Regions from separate parts of the Homo sapiens genome. Here region 2 is linked to region 1. A link is an interaction called in ENCODE POLR2A ChIA-PET data of the cell type or tissue named here. Cell type or tissue: PC-9. All regions are shown on one strand. Each heading gives the region's core, and the rest is flanking DNA. Links, peaks and the distances in the headings are about the cores only. Region 1 overlaps PLEKHA7 (pleckstrin homology domain containing A7). Region 2 overlaps PIK3C2A (phosphatidylinositol-4-phosphate 3-kinase catalytic subunit type 2 alpha).

Evidence for each region. Peaks named below come from ENCODE experiments on the same cell type or tissue, not always from the same donor. Only the 100,000 strongest peaks of a DNase experiment are listed, where the experiment ranks them.
Region 2: POLR2A ChIA-PET joins it to region 1 with 10 read pairs; 2 of 35 experiments call an interaction of 5 or more read pairs at or near these places.

What each region holds. Positions count from the first base shown.
Region 1 is chr11:16,941,891-16,951,617 of GRCh38, reverse strand. All of the region lies in intron 3 of PLEKHA7 (pleckstrin homology domain containing A7), which reads left to right. Among named protein-coding and RNA genes, the nearest start is that of SNORD147, 21 kb to the right of the region's middle. RefSeq lists an enhancer at 5,559-5,798. In PC-9, for the core only: CTCF peaks have their summits at 5,318 and 5,522 (motif pointing left); a DNase peak (open chromatin) is centred at 5,487; H3K27ac peaks cover 1,488 bases.
Region 2 is chr11:17,149,984-17,159,710 of GRCh38, reverse strand. PIK3C2A (phosphatidylinositol-4-phosphate 3-kinase catalytic subunit type 2 alpha) reads left to right here. Exons shown (of 33, transcript NM_002645.4): 3 at 4,082-4,185; 4 at 9,056-9,213. Among named protein-coding and RNA genes, the nearest start is that of PIK3C2A, 53 kb to the left of the region's middle. In PC-9, for the core only: no CTCF peak of the experiment used is centred there; no DNase peak of the experiment used is centred there.

The sequences.
Region 1 (9,727 bases), core at 684-8,683:
ATGATGGCATGACCCTGTGGATAAGAGTCTGGGTCTCAGAGTGAGATTGCCTGGGTTTGTATCTGAGTTCTTTTACTTATCATCTCTGGGCCTCCGTATTTGCATTATACATGGGAACTAATAAAAATATCTATCTCATAAGATAAGGATTCAGTGAGACAATCCAGGTAAATCACTTAACCTAGAGCCCAGTTCGTGGTAAGTGCTTGGTAGAATGCACCGTTATTGTTGTTGTCTTCTTCGTCATCATCATCATCATCATCGTCATGATGTCTCCCCTCTTAGACTGATGGAGAGTATTCTCAGCCATCCCTATTCACTCAACTAATGTCAACTGAACACCTTCCCCATGCTGCATGGAGGAGGCTGAAGGGCAAGGTGAAACTGCCTGGGTTCCTATACCAGTATTCCACTTTCCAGCTGTGTAACACTGGGTAAGATACGTAATGCTACCAGGCTTTGTTTTTGTCTTTGCAATATGGATGATAAACTTCATAAAATTATGAAGGATTAAATGAGATAATACAGATAAATTCTGTCTGACACGTAGCAAGCACTCAGTAAATGTTATGATTAAAAGAATAGAAGGATGTTGGGGACTGGTTCCTGGCCCTTGGGGAGCTAACAGTTTTGAAGGTGAGGCAGGCCTGCGATGGATGCTTTCTACACAGTGCAATGAATGCCAAGGTAGAAGGATTCCTGAGTGTCGTGAAAATGCAGTGCAGAGAAAGATGTAGCTGGGGAAACATGAACGAGGAAGTGAGGTGGGGAGGAAACACTTTATCTATAGCATAAAGGCCTGGGAGTTAGGCAAGGGTATCTGAATGAGGGGAAAATGTTTGGGAAAATGTTTGGAAAAAGCTGTTCCATGCAGGGCAGCCCTATGTGCATTGGCTTGGAGATGTGAATGGCTCAGGCTGAGGGAATGGGCAGGTGGAGGGAATGTGGCTAAGGGTAGGCATGTGAGGCTAAGATATCTGTGGGGCCACAATGGCGAGCAGATCAGGCTGGATAGTACTTGAGCATTAGATTGTGGAAGGCCTGCGGACCATGCTTAGGAGTCAGGACTCTATTCTGTATCCAGCAGAGATTTCCTTTTATGAAAAAAAAAAAAAAAGTCTTATCTCTTCCCAAAGGAGAGGAAGTAGGGACATACATACCCTCTTCTTTGTGGGTATGCACAGCCTTCTTATCCCTTTGTTTCCAGCTCCCTGGAACATCAGGGGACAGCTTTGCACCAGGAAGAACTGGGATCCCTGAAACTTCCTGATTGGGATCTCTTTCCATCATTGCTCTGGGTGTTCTTCTTTCATTTCTTTGAAGGCTAGTATGCCTTAATTTGAGACTTCACCCGTAATGATATTCATGTCCATGCCCATTGGTTCTATTTTCTTGCCTCACAGATTCTAGGGCGTGGTATATAGCAAAGGATAAAATCCTTCTCAGCTCTTGGAAAATGGTTCTCAGCGCTCTGTTCTCCCACTGACTCCTCTCCCTGCTCCCTCCCTTCTCTGTGCTCCGCCCCCGCCCCCCGCCCCACACACACTTTACTCTGCCTTCACTCCCCCCTTAACCATTTGCTGTCTGGTTTTCATCCTCCACTCTCTGAGATCTGCTTGGCCTCCTACTCACCAAGTCCAAAGGTTGTTGACAGGCCTAATTCCCATGCCCCTTGTAGAGTTTGACTTTCTTGACCAGTTTCCCATTCTCAGAACCTCATCTTGGCTTGATGTTCTGGTCTCTCCCCTCCCCTCCATCTGTTTGTCTCCAGTTTGGTTTCTCTCCCTCCTCTGAATTTCTGTAGCTCATGATCTCCATGCTCTGACAGCATTTGTTACTTTCTGTATCGTGCCTTGGTTTACATTGGTGATTTATATCCATGTCTTAACTCCTGTGCTAGATAGACTCTCAGGGTAAGATCCAATTCTTGATTCTCTTCTTTATTCCTCCAAGTACCTAGGATAGGCATATAGTGGGCAGACAGACATTGGAATGAATGAATGAATGAGCAAACAATTTTGGGGCATTTGTTATAAGTTAATTGCTTAGCAGTGTTCTCTAAGTGTGATCCACAGGCCATCTGCATCAGATTCATGTGTGTATAATAGAGTGTTTTGTTACAAATGCAGATTTCAGGGCCATACCCAGATTTATTGAACCAGAATCTCTGAGAGTTTACAATTTTCAGTCACACCGCTCCCTCCCCATGTTGTTCACTTTAAAATCTGAGAACTCCTGGTTTCATGGACAATAAACCAACATTATAAATGCATTTCAACTGCTGAGCATCTAGAGTCTTCTAAATGAGGCCTAGAAGGTGAGCAGGACCCTGTGCCACCCCTTCCCACCTGCAGGGGAGATGGGGCTTAGGTGGAAGGCATGGCTTCTGTGTAGTGGTGAATGGTGGGGAGGAGCACAAAGGAGGCAGATGGGGGGGTTACACTGAAACAGATAGACAGATAAAGCTTGCTAAATAGAGATGGGGAGGGGGTAAAGAGAGTGGGAGTTGGGCAGCTTTCTGGGGGATGGAGTCAACATGAGCAAGGCTTAGAGGTAAGAAATCCAGTGTATGGAGTGACAAGGGGTCTGGGTTGTCTGAGTGGACAGGCACAAGGGGAAGCAGAAGAAAGATTCACATCTTAAATGGCTTGAATGCCATGCTGAGAAGCAATGACGTCCTGCTCCAGGGATGATGCTGAGGAGGCCAGAGAGGTGTCTCTATAGACCTGAAACCCACAGGACCTGTGTTGAGGATGCCCTGGAAGCGGGAAAGTGGGCAAGGGCTTCACGGAGGTGGCTGTGGGAATCCTGGAGCTCATGATCAAGTTCTGCTAAAGTACTTCCATCCATGTGGGATGTGAGAAAAGAGCTTCTTGCTTCAAGCTTCTGTGCTTTTCATCTTCTCCAGCTCCTGTGAACTTGCAAGAGAAGCTGAGGGGTGTCTGTGTGTGTGTGTGTGTGTGTGTGTTCCTCCTTCACTCTGTGTGTGTGCACATGTGTGTGCATGTGGGGTGCGAGTATATATGTGTGCATGTATGTGTGAACACATGTATTTGTGCAGATACCATCTTACCTATCTATTCTTTCTTCCTCATCATTACTATGGCCTTACCTTCCTGATGTGAGGGAAATGGAGGGTGAGGCAATGGAGGACATTCTGATACAGTCAGGGGTGTGTGTGTGCTTCACTGACAAAAATTGTATTTATTGTGTATAGCATGATGTTTTGATAGCTGTGGAATGGCTATATTATTTAATGTATATAATATCTCGCATACTTATTCTGTGGTACAAACACTTAAAATCTATCAGCAATTTTTGAGTATACGATATATTGTTATTTACTGTACTCACCATGAGGTACAATAGATCTCTTGAACTTATTTCTTCTGCCTAACTAAAATTATGTAACCTTCAAGCAACATCTCCCAACCCCTCCACCCACCCCAGCCTCTGGTAACCACCGTTTTACTCTTTGATTCTATGAGCTCACCTTTTTTACACTCTACATGTAATTGAGATCATGCAGTATTTGTCTTTTTGTGCTTTGCTTGCTTTACAACATAAATTCCTCCAGGTTTAACCATGTTGTTTCAAATGATAGGACTTTCTTCTTTTTAAAGGCAGACTAGTGTTCCATTATGTATATATATGCATGTTTTCTTTTCTTTTTTTCTTTTTTTTCTTTTTTTTTTTTTTTTTGAGACGGAGTCTTACTCTATAGCCCAAGCTGGAGTGTAGTGGCATGATCTCGGCTCACTGCAGCCTCTGCCTCCAAGGCTCAAGTAATTCTCGTGCCTCAGCCTCCCAAGTAGCTGGGAATACAGGCATGCGCCACCAAGCCCGGCTAATTTTTTGTGTATTAGTAGAGACGGGGTTTCACCATGTTGCCCAGGGTGGTCTTGAACTCCTGAGCTCAGGCAATCCACCCGCCTCAGCCTCCCAAAGTGCTGGGATTACAAGTGTGAGCCACCGCGCCCAGCCATATTTGCTTTTCCTTTCTTTCTTTCTTTCTTTTTTTTTTTTTTAGGTGGAGTCTCGCTCTCTCGCTCAGGCTGGAGTGCAGTGGTGCGATCTCAGCTCACTGCAACCTCCACCTCCCTGGTTCAAGTGATTCTCCTGCCTCAGCCTCCTGAGTAGCTGGGATTACAGGTGCCTCTCACCATGCCTGGCTAATTTTCGTATTTTTAGTAGAGACGGAGTTTTGTCATGTTGGCCAGGCTGGTCTCGAACTCCTGACCTCAGGTGATCTGCCCGCCTTGCCCTCCCAAAGTATGAGGATTGCAGGTGTGAGCCACCACACCCAGCCTCTATTTTTAATTTTTTGAGGAGCCTCTATACCATTTTCAATAATGGCTGTACGAATTTACATTCCCACCAACAGTGTACAAGGTTCCCTTTTCTCCACATCCTCACCAATACTTATCTTTCATCTTTTTGATAATGGCCTCCTAACATGTGTGAGGTGATACTTTCAGGTGTGATTGTACAACCCAGTAGCTGAGAAAACAGTAGCCTAGTCAGTGGTCATGAAAGGTGTTTAAAAATGCCAGGTCCTGTGGGGCCCAGGCCTCTGTATTCTTTATAGGTTCCCAGGGGGTGCTGGCGCAGCTGCGTTTTGGAACCAGCAGCCCAGATGACCCAATCACTTTACCCTTTCACCTGGGGATTAGGGGCCTGCAAACTCCAAAGTTGGAATGAGAGTTTTTAAACTTGAAAATTTCTCCTTCTTCTTCCACTTTGATCAGTGGAGAGGAAAATACCTTACCGAGCAGAATGGTGGCCGAGGGAGTGTTTCCCCTAGGTTGTCTCTGTGGGGGAGGGGGTGTTGCTGGAGCCCGAGTCTAACAGAGTCTAACAGAAAGCTCATTAAGACCCACAGCAAGTTGAGGCCTGTCAGTAATGAGTACTTTTATGCTGTTTTCTACAGAAATTTCACTTCAAAACCTAGAGCCTTCAGATATCCTGATTTGCCATTCTAATTAGGTACTGAAGGAGGGCTTTGTGGGCAGGTTTGTGGCATCCTCTGTGCATACTGATTTTGCAAACCTCTTGGGAAACACTTAAAGTGAAATTCTTTGAACACATCAAAAAAGTCAGCATAAACAAACTAAAATCCCTGTGATTCCCAAACCCTAAAAATATTCTGTGACCAATTTCAAAGTCCCCCCCTCCCCTCCACTTTAAGGTTGGTATAATCCTGCCTGGTCATAGGGAGTGAGAAAGGAGGGTTTCACACGTTCGTTCGGGGAGAGGTCCCAGGGTTGAGGGTTCTGGTGGGTGGGGTGTCCAGTCCTCTTTAGGGCAGGTTATCCAGTGTCTAGATTGTTTGGGAGAAGGTGCTGGGAGAAAGGCCAGAAGCCTCAGCCTGGCTGGACATGGGCTGGCATGGACGCCATCTCTCCTGGCCAGCATTGCCCACCTTTAGGTCTCTAGCAGGAAGAGCCCAGGAGCTAGAAGCAGAAGCACCCAGACGGGGAAAGATCATGGGTGGCGCCACAGCAGGCTCCTGCTGCCCCCATGAGGAGAGGTTGGGAAAGTGAGTGGCTTCCCACTAAGTGAGGAGGAAACGACAGTGGAGGGCATCTTGCCTGTTTGTGTCTGTGGCTCCCTCATGAGCAGGCTGGGATTTTGAGGCTGGGAATGTGTTATACCTTAAAAGCAAAGCAAAGAGCACCGGTTACCTAGATGGGAAGGCAGAGCAGCAGTGTCCTTTGAGGCCAGAGAGTGAAAGTATGAGACTTTGTAGGACTTTTGTTCTTAATCAGGTCCCTAGCGGGCCCACTTCTTGGGCCCAGATCCCTGATGCCTTTGAAACTGCCATTTAATATGGCATTACTGCCTCCCAGCATTGGGACTCCTTCCCTTCAGATCTGCTAAGGACCTCCTAACTACTCCCTTCCCCTCATGTCCCCTCACCACCCCTCACCTCCACAGAGTGCCAGATATTCCTGGATCAAAGTTTTTATCCTGCCCCTGCTTAGAAACTTTATGGAGCTTCTATTTGCCTGGCTGATAAAATCCAGTGATCTAGCCCTCCTTCTCTGCCCTTCAGGCTTTCATCCATCTGTCCATCTGTCCATCTATCCATCATCCCTTACCAAGCACTACAGGACTTTGTGAAGAGGTATTGTCCTTAAGGAACTCTCAGTCTTTTGGGGAAGGCAGACAACAGTCAATTACAGGGGTTGTGAAATCACAGAGGAGAGACACCTGTGTGAAGGGTAGGCCAACACAGTAAACACACTATTACTGGCTAGTAGAATACACTAGATGCCAGAAAGAAACCAGTATTAGTATTAGGAGGAATAATGATAATGAAGCTTTTGCATTATATAGACCTACTTCAAATTAACCTTGATTAAAATATTAACTCTTTTGGGGCCGGGCATGGTGGCTCACACTTGTTATTCCAGCACTTTGGGAAGCTGAGGTTGGTGAATCACTTAAGGTCAGGAGTTTGAGGCCAGCCTGGCCAACATGGTGAAACCCCAACTCTACTAAAAATACAAAAATTAGCTGGGCATGGTGGCACATGCTTGTAACGCAGCTACTCGGGAGGCTGAGGCAGGAGAATTGCTTGAACCCGGGAGGCAGAAGTTGCAGTGAGTAGAGATGGTGCCACTGCACTTGAGCCTGGGTGAAGGGGGAAAAAAAAGTGAACTCCTCTGATCCTTAAAGTTCTTATCTGTGAGTTGGTTAAGGCTTAACAATAACATGAACTTCATAAGATTGTTGTTAAGGATTAACAATCATTAATGAGATAATGTATATTTGTGAAACATAGTAAATGCTTAATAAATATTGGTTATTAACGTTATTATCAGACAGAGAAGAAATTTTCTCCAGGATTCTTGGAGCAAAGTCACTGAAATTACAGAGAAAAACATCTCCAACAATTTGCTCAGCATGAATTCAACAAGTCTTACTAACCTGTCTGTTATGATGTACCTCACATACATAGAAAGAATGATACCAGCAGTCCAATTCAGTGAATGAGGTCTCCTGGGTGAGAATAGTGCCCTGTTTTGTCAAATATGGGTTTTTGCACATTGAATTTTTTTTTTTTTTTTTAAGGAGAAGAACTTTAATTTTTTTTTTTTTTTGAGACAGGGTTTCACACTGTTACCCAGGCTGGAGTGCAGTGGTGCAATCTCAGCTCACTGCAACCTCCGCCTCCTGGGTTCAAGTGATTCTCCTGTCTCAGCCTCCTGAGTAGCTGGGATTACAGGTCTGTGCCACCGCGCCCGGCTTATTTTTTGGGAGACGGAGTTTTGCTCTTGTTGCCTAGGTTGGAGTGCAATGGCATGGTTTCAGCTCACTGCAACCTCCGCCTCCTGGGTTCAAGCAATTCTCCTGCCTCAGCCTACTAAGTAGCTGGGATTACAGGCGCCCGCCACCACACCTGGCTAACTTTTGTATTTTTAGTAGAGACAGGGTATCACCATGTTGGCCAGGCTAGTCTCGAACTCCTGACCTCAGGTGATCCACCCACCTTGGCCTCCGAAAGTGCTGGGATTTCAGGTGTGAGCCACCGCACCCGGCCCACTTTAATTCTTTCAAGGTGGTTTGGTACAGTCATTCCCAAAGAGACAACATCAAAAACACCTGGGAAATGTCTTAAACATGCAGACCCTGAGGTTCTACCTTTCTTCCCATCCCCTAAACTTCTTCATTATTATATCTGGGCAGGGCCTGGAAATCTGTATTTTAAATAAGTGCCTCCAGTGAGTTTTGCTTTTATGCACTTTGGGAACCCAAGGACAGATCCTGGGACTCTGAGGCCAAGCCCTGGGCTTAGTTTCTCCTGGCACTGTCTCTGTCTGCCTGGATGATCTCCTGGTCACGAAGGTTCTTCGTGTCTCAGGGTTATCAGGTGTGAGTGTCTGATGAAATGATGAATGCGAGTACCCATCTCTGTGTGGACTCTGTAAATGTAAGGGATTATCAATACTCTTATTTATTGTAATAATCCCTCCTTCCCATTCCCATTTTCTTGCCCAATGACTTAATCAGAGTCACTCCAGTATAGCATTTATCTTTGAAGCCTGTGGTTGATTTGACAGGATTTGATATAAAATAAGGAGTAAGAGGCTGTGCTTTGGCTCAACAGCAAGTTCTCACTGCTAAAAAGCCTCTGATTCTGCCCTGTCTGTGTACTTTCCTGTATCGGGGGAGGGAGAGACTGTGCAGGTGTTTAAATTGGGACTTGAAAGCTTTAGATTTGTGTTGTCCAGAAAGGTAGCCACTGACCACATGTGGCTATGGAGCACTTGAAATTCAGCTAGTCTGGGTTAAGATGTGCTGTCAATGTGAAATACACCCAGAGTTCAGAGATTTAATACTAGAAAAAAAAAAAGTAAAGTATTGCAATAATAACTTTTATACTGATTACATATTGAAATAATATTTTGGGTTAAGTAAAATATATTATGAAAATTGATTTCACTGATTTTCTCTTTTTAAAAACCTAGAAGTTTCGAAATTGCGTATGTGGCTTGCATTATATTTCATCAGATACTGGTGCTTTAAGTGTTAGGTTAGCTTTGGGAGTCAGCTTAAAAAGTTTACAGGGTTTGCTCTGTTTTCAAATTCAAAAGGTAAATTTTACATTTGAAGTGGACATCTAGAACAGTTATTCTGAATCATTTAACTCAACTTTGAGCGTTAGCATTGTTGTTTATTGTCACTGGTGGTTTTATTGAAGTAGAAATTTATGAAATAGAATCTAAAGGGCATTCAGCAGTTTATCTACTATTTTAAAAGACAGTCTCCTAACCTCTCTGGGAGGGGCAAGAAGAAAGTTGCCTAAGTGGAGAAATTGCTTTGCTTAGATTGAATTTTTATTGCAGAGCTGCAAAGCCCAGAAGACAGCAGTTTACAGCGGCCGCAGCAATTCATTTTTAAACTGTGGGCTTGGAATCAAACTGCTATGAAATACTGATGAAAGCACCATTCACAATCTTCCTTATCATCTTTGGCCTTCTCTCTGCCACTCTGCTTCTTCACTCTCTTCCCCGATGGTGTTTGGGATACTAGTGTGTGAGACACAGCTGGGAACTCACACAGCAGGGCTGAGAAGAGCAGAGTCAGCTCGTCAGCAACAGCTGAGTTGAAGTAGGTGCTAGTCATTGAGTTTCTCTATAAATGGTGGCATTCCTGGGAGTTCAGAGCAGTGAACTTGAAAATGGTGATGCTAAAGGCCCCAATGTCTACTTCACAGTAGGATTATGAGGAGAATAGGAAAAACCAGAGGCAGGATGTCAGGGATGCAGAAGTGGTTGATAGTAGAAGCCCAGCCATTAGCTGTTGACATGGCCTTCAGGGCGTCTCCTGCAGGCCTCAAGTCTTTCTCCTTAGACCTGTTCTAAGGGAATGGATTGGTTCTGTATAGTCAATGAGGCACAAAATCTGACCCCCCAAGTTTGAATTTGAATTCCGCTATCACTAGCTGTGTGACCTTGGGAACACCACTTGAGTGCTCTGTGCCTCAGTTTTCTCGTCTGTAAAATGGGCTTCATAGAACCTGTGGTGAGGGTTAATTGAGCAAATACATGTAAGATCCTTAGAACTTACGCGTGAGTAAACACTCTGTAAACACTGGATTCATTCAGTTAGCAATATTTATGCTTCCATGTACCAGGAGCAACACTGGGGTACAGCAGTGAACAAGGCAGTGGAAATCCCTTCGAGAGAGGTGCTTTCAGCAGAGGAGTTCAAGATGTGT
Region 2 (9,727 bases), core at 1,193-9,192, 210 kb before region 1:
TGTGCCTCACAGATACAGGCCCTTATGTCTCCTTTAGCTTCCCAAAGAGACTGTTTCCTCTTAATGGAGCTTGACCCAAAGACTACTGACTGAGAATTTGCTGTCTCAGTGATCCTGATGGATGCTGACAGCAGTTAACAGAGAGAGTGAGTTCCCTGTAAAAAATTACAGAAATTGGATGATCACTAAATCTTTGTTTCTAGCTCTGGAATAGAATATTTCTGGAGTAGAACATTTCTAGACGATGACCTAAACATCTACATGGATTTTCAAACACAACATATTTACTAGAGAACTTTGTATCTTCCCCTGCAAACTTCTTTCTTTGTTCCAGGTATTGGCTAATGCATTGGCAGTGTTTTCTTATTGATTATCATATATCTCTTTCATTTGTTAAAAAATGTGTGTGGTTATACAGTGTGAGGATTGCACATACTAATCATTTGTGGACTTCACCATTAAAGAACTTGGGCTAGAAAGGGGAGACAAGATGTGAATGTGTATAAATGCAGTACAAAATAGAAAGTCTTGAGTGCCACAGAAGAAAAGTCTGTGCAAGATCCATGGAGAAAAGAGATGATTTGATGCTTTGGTTTGTTTGTGTGGAGTTTGGAAGTGGGGTGGGAGTATGGGTGAAGGGAATAGGTGTAAAATATATGTATTTTTTATTCCAGAAAGAGCAGAGGGAAAAACCCAAAACTGTTAATGTTTGAGGTGAAATATTGGCAGCCTAGCTATTTTTTACCCTTTACAGACTTTAACATTTGAGTTAACTTTCCAGATTCTATTATTACCTTGATGTGTGACTAGATAATTATTATATTCAGTTTTTGTTAATTCAAACTCGTAACTTGAATAAAAGGAAAGACCTAATTCACGAGAGACACAGCAAAAAATACAACTATTATTATTTTTTTTAAATCCTAAAATGCCACCTAAGGAGATTCAGAATCTGTTTTTAAAATAAGTAAAACATGAAGAACAGTTCTTCAGGGAAAGATGATTCTTGGGTCAAGCAAAGCTTTAGGTTTTCCCAGCACTGCTCCCACAAAGGTCACAACGTTGTTTTTCACATTGTGTTTTTAAGGATTTTTAAGGATATTCTTTTGAGAGACAGATTAGCATGGTGATTAAGCATGTGACATTGAAGCCAGACTGCCTGGGTTGAAATTCACACTCTGCCTATATTAGCTGTATGACCTTGTGAGTTAATTAACTCATCTGTGCCTCATTTTTTCCATAAAATGGGAGTAATAATAGTTCCCACCTATTAGAGCTTTTTTGATAAATAAGTATATAAATGAATGCCTGTAGATATATAATTATATATATATATATTTATTATTATTATTATTTTTTTTTGAGACGGAGTTTTGCTCTTATTGCCCAGGCTGGAGTACAATGGCACGATCTCGGCTCACTGCAACCTCCGCCTCCCGGGTTCAAGTGATTCTCCTGCCTCAGCCTCCCGAGTAGCTGGGATTACAGGCATGCACCACCACGCCCGGCTAATTTTGTATTTTTAGTAGAGATGGGGTTTCTCCAGTTGGTCAGGCTGGTCTTGAACTCCCGACCTCAGGTGATTTGCCTGCCTCGGCGTCCCAAAGTGCTGGGATTACAGGCATGAGCCACCGTGCCCAGCCAAAAATTAATAGATTTTTGACACATGTGGTGAAGGAAGTTTAAGAGGAAGGTGAAGGGAAAAGTCCAGAGGCAGGATAGCTTGATTTGTGTTTTATAGGAACAGGATATGATTCAAGCTAACTGGAACATAGAAATCTTTAGGGAGATTCTGGGAAATAAGATTGGATTAGATTGTGGCAGATTTGGAGTGTGAAACCAGAGGATTTGCTAGGAAATATAAAATCCCATTCTTTAGAGTAATATAGTCTATTTGTCATAGTGGTTGCTTCTGTAATACAAATTGATTGATATGTGATTGGTAACTATGAGACTGAGGTCAATACAATGGGGAAGTAGCATTAGTTCAGACGTAATCTTTCCCGGCATATTAACTTTTTGAAATAATCAGAAACAAACTTCTCACAACCTAAGGGAAAGCTTTAGCACTATATGAAGATATTAGGAAAACACTGAGAATCCTGCAGAAGTGTCCTCTTATTAATGAAAATGAGTGGCTTCAAGAACAGTTTCACATTCCACAGTATTAATCTGTCAGCTATAACGATGTTTGCAGACCAAGAGGCTGCAAAAACATTTCTCTTTGAATTTTTTTTTTTTTTTTTTTTTTGAGACAGAGTCTCACTTTGTTGCCCAGGCTGGAGTGCAGTGGCACGATCTCAGCTCACTGCAACCTCTGCCTCCCAGGTTCAAGCAATTTTCCCGCCTCAGCCTCCTGAGTAGCTTGAATTACAAGCACTTGCCACCACGCCTGGCTAATTTTTGTATTTTTAGTAGAGACAAGGTTTCACCATGTTGGCCAGGCTGGTCTTGAACTCCTGACCTCAGGTGATCCGCCTGCCTTGGCCTCCCACAGTGGTACTGTACTTTTAACTTCATTGCAATTGGTGTTGACTAGAAGCATATGTCCTGAAGAATTCATATCTCAAATGAGGAAACAAGAGCCCCAGGGTTTTAGGCTTCAAAGGATGAAATGCTAGGTGCAAATGGGAGCAGACATTTAACTGTGCTAGTATTTTTATAAGGTCCTATTATCGTTTTAGTTAGGGCTTTGATTACAGAGTTATATTGATATAAAAAATTATTTTTATTTTTAGAGATGGGGCTTCACTGTGTTGCTTGGGCTGGCCTCGAACTTCTGGGCTCAAGTGACCCTCTTAATTTAGCCTCCTGGGTACCTGGGACTACAAGTGTGCAATGCCACACCTGGCTACATTGATATTCAGTAGTCTACCTTAACTCTCTTTTCCCCAGGAGACTTGTTACTTTTAATTGTGGTTTTGTAGCACTCGAAGTATTTATTTTTTTCTCCAAATGTGTATATCACATTCTAGCAGAAAGGGCTCTGACATGTTTTAAAGGAAGGAAACTCATAAAGGAATTGTTGACCTAAATTTTCAGTTTAATTTTCTCACACAGAATCATCTTGTGTGCTGAGGCAGGCAGATTGCTTGAGCCCAGGAGATTGAGATCATCCTGGGCAACATGGTAAAACCCCGACTCTACAAAAAATACAAAAATTAGCCAGGTGGGGTGGCCCATGCCTGTAGTCCCAGCTACTTGGGAGGCTGAGGTGGATCACCTGACCTCAGGAGGTCAAAGCTGCAGTGAGCCATTGTTGAGTGACTGTGCTCTAACCTAGGTGACAGAATGAGTCCTTGTCTCAAAAAACAAAGAAAAAAAAGTCTTTTTGTGTGCCATAGTCATTGAAATCTGTTATAGCTCTTGAAATATACGCACTTTGTTCTCACTGAATTTTGAATTGAGAATGTTCCAATTCTAATTTTAAAGGGAATTTATATTTGAAATTTGCACCAAATCAAGTTATTTTTATGTAGTGTCAAAACACTCTCAATGGACTCTGCTGTTTGGCTATGCTTGGGTGGTGAATTGATCTCCCTGAAAGCTGTAAACAGTTTTTGACCAGACGTAAACTTAGCTTTTTAGGGATTGTGAGGATGTTAGTATAAGTTTATTAACCTAGAAAATGCCCATTCTCTTACATAAAAAACCATCTTTCTTGGGATTTGGGTCCTAGTTGAATATATAGAATTTCTGGCTGATTAGAAGAGTCCCAAATGGGCTTGATCTCTTCATATTCTTAAAACAGAGAGTCCTTTAATTTCATTTAGTTGTAAAATTTCTAAAGTGTCTATTTTAGGAATATTTTGAATGGAAAGGTCTTTAGCATTCCATTCTTACTGACCGGTATAGCCTGTTTCTACTATTGAGCAAGTAAAACCAAGGAACGAAAATAAGGCTTAGTTGACATTACTTTTACAAAGATAGAAATATATAATTTAAAAATTTGTTATTGATATGATTTATTTTACCTCCATTGCTTTGTACATATTTTCATAAAAATGTGTTTGTGCTGTGCTGCTATGTAGCATTTTGTGGATCTTCCACTTTTAAAATAAAAACACTTTTTTAATTACAGAAAGACCCAAATGGGACCAGTAGTTTGCCAACTGGAAGTTCTCTTCTTCAAGAAGTTGAAGTACAGAATGAGGAGATGGCAGCTTTTTGTCGATCCATTACAAAGTAAGGAATTTTTCTTTATAAATGTTCATTTGAAAAATTCACTTGAAAACCAGTTTAGTGCTAATAATTCTAAAATTTTAAAAATTTTAATTATTTTCTTCTTGTGGCTAACATTTCAAGTCAAAGAGTTAATTGGCACGTTATCACAAACCACAGTTGAACTTGTATCTTCACCTGTTAGATTTCTTAATATTTGGAAGAAAAAATTGAGGTCAGACAGTAGACTTCTGATACTGTAATAACCAGTGAAAAATATGACTTACCTGTAAGCTTCAGTACACTTAAAAAATACCTACTTTTGTTTTAGAGAGACTTAATTTTGCTGTAAACTTTCTAGCATTCAAAATACTGTTCAACATATTTAAGAGATGATATTATAATAGGCAAGTTTAGAAGAGCAAATATATTTTCTGAAGTTTAGAAAAACACATTTATAGAATGTTCTCTCAATCTTAAATGTGTCTAACATTCATTATAGGTGAGGAAACTGAGACTCAGAGAAGTAACCTAACAAACTTTACTTGGCTAGTCAGTAATATCAGTAGTAGAACCAACTCTCTTTTGCTTCTGGTTAAGCATGTTTTCTTCCCATTATATCACTATATTAGTTGTGACTTCTGTTACGAGTGCTAGAAACCCATCTTGAACTTAAAAAGGGTCATGTATTGGTTCACAACCCAAATAGCAGATAGAGGAAGGATGGGATAGAGTTCATTAACAGCAAGATTCAGGAATTCATTACTATAAATCATCCCCCCTTCCTTCAATTCTCCTTGTCCACTCCATTTCCTTTCCTTCACCTTCCTCACTTTTCTTCCTCTGCCTTTCCTCCATGCAATTTAATGGTCTCAGTAGCAGAGAAGAAAAAGGAGTCCCCTTAGCTAGCCAGATAGGAAACACCCATAGGAGGAAAGAGTGGAACAACAGTCCTTGTGGCCAAGAGGATGAGAGATCTGTTATCTAAAAAAGGGAAGTAGATCACCACTGGGAGATTTTTTTCTGAATCCAGCATTGTCTTCAGTGTGGTCTGCTTTAAGCATAGCAGGATTTGGGGTTCCCAGAACATTTTTGAGTATGTACATTATTTTAATGTTAAAGAACTTAATATTTAATGAGATTTTCTGGACCATTGGTGATATTTTATTAAAACTCTGTCTTCCTTTATGTTACCTTTTAACCAGCATTTCTTTTCTTCAGAATACCTTAGGAAAAAAATATTATCAGTAGAGTCACTTTTTCTTGGCAAAGGTTACTCTCCCCAGACAGGCCTTGTATTTTCCTGTTAGGCCATGTTAAGTAACTACTACATTTAAGCTTTGCAAGTTGAGAAGTTAGGCTCTCTGAGACCTACCTTTTTTCTCCCATTTGAATCTTAGAGCTATTTATACAAACTCTGCCACTAATTGAAAATGATTGTTTTTGTTTACACACACACACACACGCACACACTTAAATGTGATACGAAACTGCAAATGGACTAAAGAGAGAATGAGTTCTCTTTGTAATTTTATTTTCATTAGTAGACTATGACTGCAACAAATACTAGAGCAGTAAGAAGTACTGGTGTTTTTGAAGGCATGTTCTAGGAACTTCCCCTGTGGTGACCATGGAGATTGAGATGAGGAGATGTACTTTGAAATTAGTGGCTCTGTTTTTTCCATTGTGCTCATTTTGCAGTGGATTTTTAAAACAAGTATGTAGGCTTTTAATTAGAGAGCCAGTTCTTTGCTTTTTGAGATCTCCTAAAATTATTCATTTATTCATTTAAATTCAGCTGTGAAATTAGTGTCAGGCTGTCAGAATGATATTTGTTTATAGTTAAGATAAAATACAAAACAGACTTGGAATTTATTACCAGTTCTAGGTATTGGTTTTTGTTGTTGTTTCTCATCTGTGAAATTAAAGAGTTGGACTAGTGATTTCAAAGATCTCTTTCAGTTTAAGATTCTGTAATACATTGATTCAGGACTACTTTTCATTATTACTGAGTTTTTTGTCCTATTTCTTTCCTTTTACACCTATCATAATTGACAAAGCTTGCTATATCTACTAGTTACAGGTGCTGAAAAGGTTCTTTTTTTTTTTTTTTGAAATGGAGTTTTCACTCTTGTTGCCCAGGGTGGAATGCAGTGGTGCGATCTCAGTTCACTGCAACCTTTGCCTTCCAGGTTCAAGCGATTCTCCTGCCTCAGCCTCCTTAGTAGCTAGGACTGTAGGCATGTGCCACCATGCTCAGCTAATTTTTTTTGTATTTTTAGTAGAAACGAGGTTTCACTACATTGGCCAAGCTGGTCTTGAACTCCTGACCTCAGGTGATCTGCCCACCTCGGCCTCCCAAAGTGCTGGCATTACAGGTGTGAGCCACCACACCCGGTCGAGAAAGTTCATCTAATAGTGTTAAATACCAGTAGAAGTTATTGCCACTTTATTTGTGGTCCTTTAGGATAAGATGAGAAACCACATTCTACACCTGTCTTTCTGAATAGCTTTATGGTCATATAGTATTCATATATTCATATATATACTATTTATATCCTATACTAGTATCTTGACCCCAAAAACTTCCTGTATGTTTTCAAGGACTTCAACTCTGCATTTGGTTAATTTTATTCTAAACAGTGCTGACTGTACTTTCCTATAGAATAATATTAATTTATTTGAAATTTTTCAAAACCCTCATTTTTATCTCTTTTCTTCTTTTTATGTTCTGATTTTGCATGATTTGGTTATCTGTGCAGAATTTTAGTCTGATTGAGCACACAAAAGTAGAAAAATAAACCATAAAGGATTTTCATTTCTGCATAGAGATACTGAATTTCCTGAACTGTAGAGCCACACTAAATAGACAAAGCCTTTTATTTGGGTGATAGGGAAGTAGAAATTTTAGAGAAAATAAAAAATTAGAGTTAAATACTCTTTATAGATAGTTACTTAAGAACATCAAACTGTAATGTGTGGCTTAGAGTATCCATAAAAATACCTTATCTGGTCTATATTGAAAGTGAATAATTTACTCAGTCAGCAGTTATTCATTTAATAATTTAATTTGATTTTGTATGTTTAAATGCTTAAAGATTTCGCTACAAAAAAACCCCACAAAAAAACCTCAATTGTAAGGAATCTTAAATCTTAGGTGTTTTATGGTTTTTGGCAATTTTTATAAAGCAAACAAACCATGGATTAGAAGAAATCAATTTTACAGAAAAAGGTAATTAGTGTATTTTCTGGATCTGGTATCTTCCATGGTACCAAGTAAATACAAAAAAGACTCATTATAAAAACATTTCTTAAATTGTGATAAAATATACGTAACAAAAATTACCATTTTAACTGTTTATAAGTGTACGGTTCAGTGACATAATTACATTCACATTGTTGTGTAAAAGAAAGGACTTATTTTAAGAAAGGGAAATGCAGGTTTCCTCCTCTCAAACCAAGCTAAGTTTTATCACTGGAATTTTTGTCTAATAAATTCTTGTCTTAGCTATCAAGAATTTCTGCTTTTACTTTTGTCATCCTTAACGGTTTCTGAAAATTGAAAGCTTGCTTAGATGTAGAAAAAATTCTCTAACATTTTATACATTAATTTCGTGATTTGATGTGAGCCTCTGTCTTAGTGTTTGTATTACTATAAAGGAATGCTTGAGACTGAGTAATTTATAAAGAAAAGGTGTATTATATTTTTAATATTGTTGCTTAGGATTTCAGTGCAAAAACCAGATTTATTCCTTCACTAACTCAGTTATTTGACAAGAAGGTTAAAGCACTTACTGTGTACTAGGCACTGTTCTAAACGCTTTATAAACTAAATTCACATAATTCTCACAACAACCCTATCAGGTAAGTAGTAGTATTACCCCCAGTTTATAGAAGAAAAAACAGAAGCAACAAGGAAATTTAATAACTTGAATAAGTTCACACAGCTAATAAGTAGTATAATCAGGATTCAATCTAAGGTAACCTGGCTCTAGAGGCTATGCACTAATGGTTACATGTGCTACCTCTCCAGAACCTTTTTCTGTCATCTCAAGCTGTTTTATTCTACTTATGTGACCTGATTATTTTAATCTCTACAGAAGCAAGTATACAATACTTCTAGCATTCATTCCATTCATAGCCCTATGAAAAGCAGGAAGGAGGACTGGTACCTGTCTTCTAAAAAGTCAGTTTAAAAGAGCTCACAAGTGTAAAGAAGTTATCAAATCTTTGTCTTACGATAACAGCAGTGCTGGCTGGAGATGAGCCATACACCACATTCATGTATTTAATTTTGAACTGTGTTGCTCCTATGAATACCTTCACAGGCAGTTCTTTCAATTCCCTAAGTTTTAGAAATCACTTTGAGGGAAGAAAGGCCTTGTAGCACTGTAAAAAACCATTGTCTATATTTTGTTCATTATCTAGCAGCCAAAAACAATGTTTGTACGAAAAAGGTCCTTAGAAGAAAAATATTTTTTAAGACAACCAACTTGTTATCCTTTTGGCCATTATAGTTTTAGGACTACATTGCCTATAGAATAATTTAAAAGGTACCATTTTGTGTAATTGTACTGTGTGGCAAAAGATTTTTAAGCAGAGGACCTCATTTAAAATGCCATTTATCCAAGCATGTGCTTGGGTAGTGTTGATAATGTTACCAAAGATATCCTGGCAGTAGTTCATCTCTTCCTTTTCCTTGGGTTTCTTTTATTTAAAAGGAAAATGCTGGTATTTGGAGTTTCAACAGGAGCTCATTCATTGCAGTTTCATGAGCTGCTTGAGTTGGACAAAGACACAGAACTGAGTGGCTGTAAACATGTAAAGCCTTGTTCAGAGCCCTCAAATGAAGTTTTTTTAAAAAAGAATTTAATTTCTTCTTTCTTGTGAACAGATTGAAGACCAAATTTCCATATACCAATCACCGCACAAACCCAGGCTATTTGTTAAGTCCAGTCACAGCACAAAGAAACATATGCGGAGAAAATGCTAGTGTGAAGGTCTCCATTGACATTGAAGGATTTCAGCTACCAGTTACTTTTACGTGTGATGGTAGGTTTATGGTTCCTCAAGCCTCTCGTTTTGCTCTGTTAGGGGGAAATGTTTAAAATATCAATATTATCATTCTTTTAATAAACCAATTTTGTTATGTGTCTTTTTGGCATTCATATGGATAGTTTTCTCGTTAGAACTAGTGGGGAATCAGGTTACCTTTATAAATAGATAATTATCTGAAAAGTGCTAAGTAACTTTTGTTAATCAGTGGCTCTTGGCCAAGGCTGAAAAGCATTAGATAGAAAAGCTAATTATAATTTAATTCTTTATTTTTCTCCTTCATTTTATGACAGGAAGCATGCTTGCTTATAAAGAGCTGTCAGTGAAATTGAAATTCCAGATATCTTGCTAAGTTCTTCTGTGGAGAAGATAATTCTCTTTTATTTTAATCCTTTCTTCCAAACTTGGTATGGGTGTCCTCTCTAGAGATGTATTCCCAAAGTCTGTAGGAAATTTTTTTTATAGTTTTAAAAACTAATTTTATTTCCTTGCAGAGTTTATTGCATTTCAT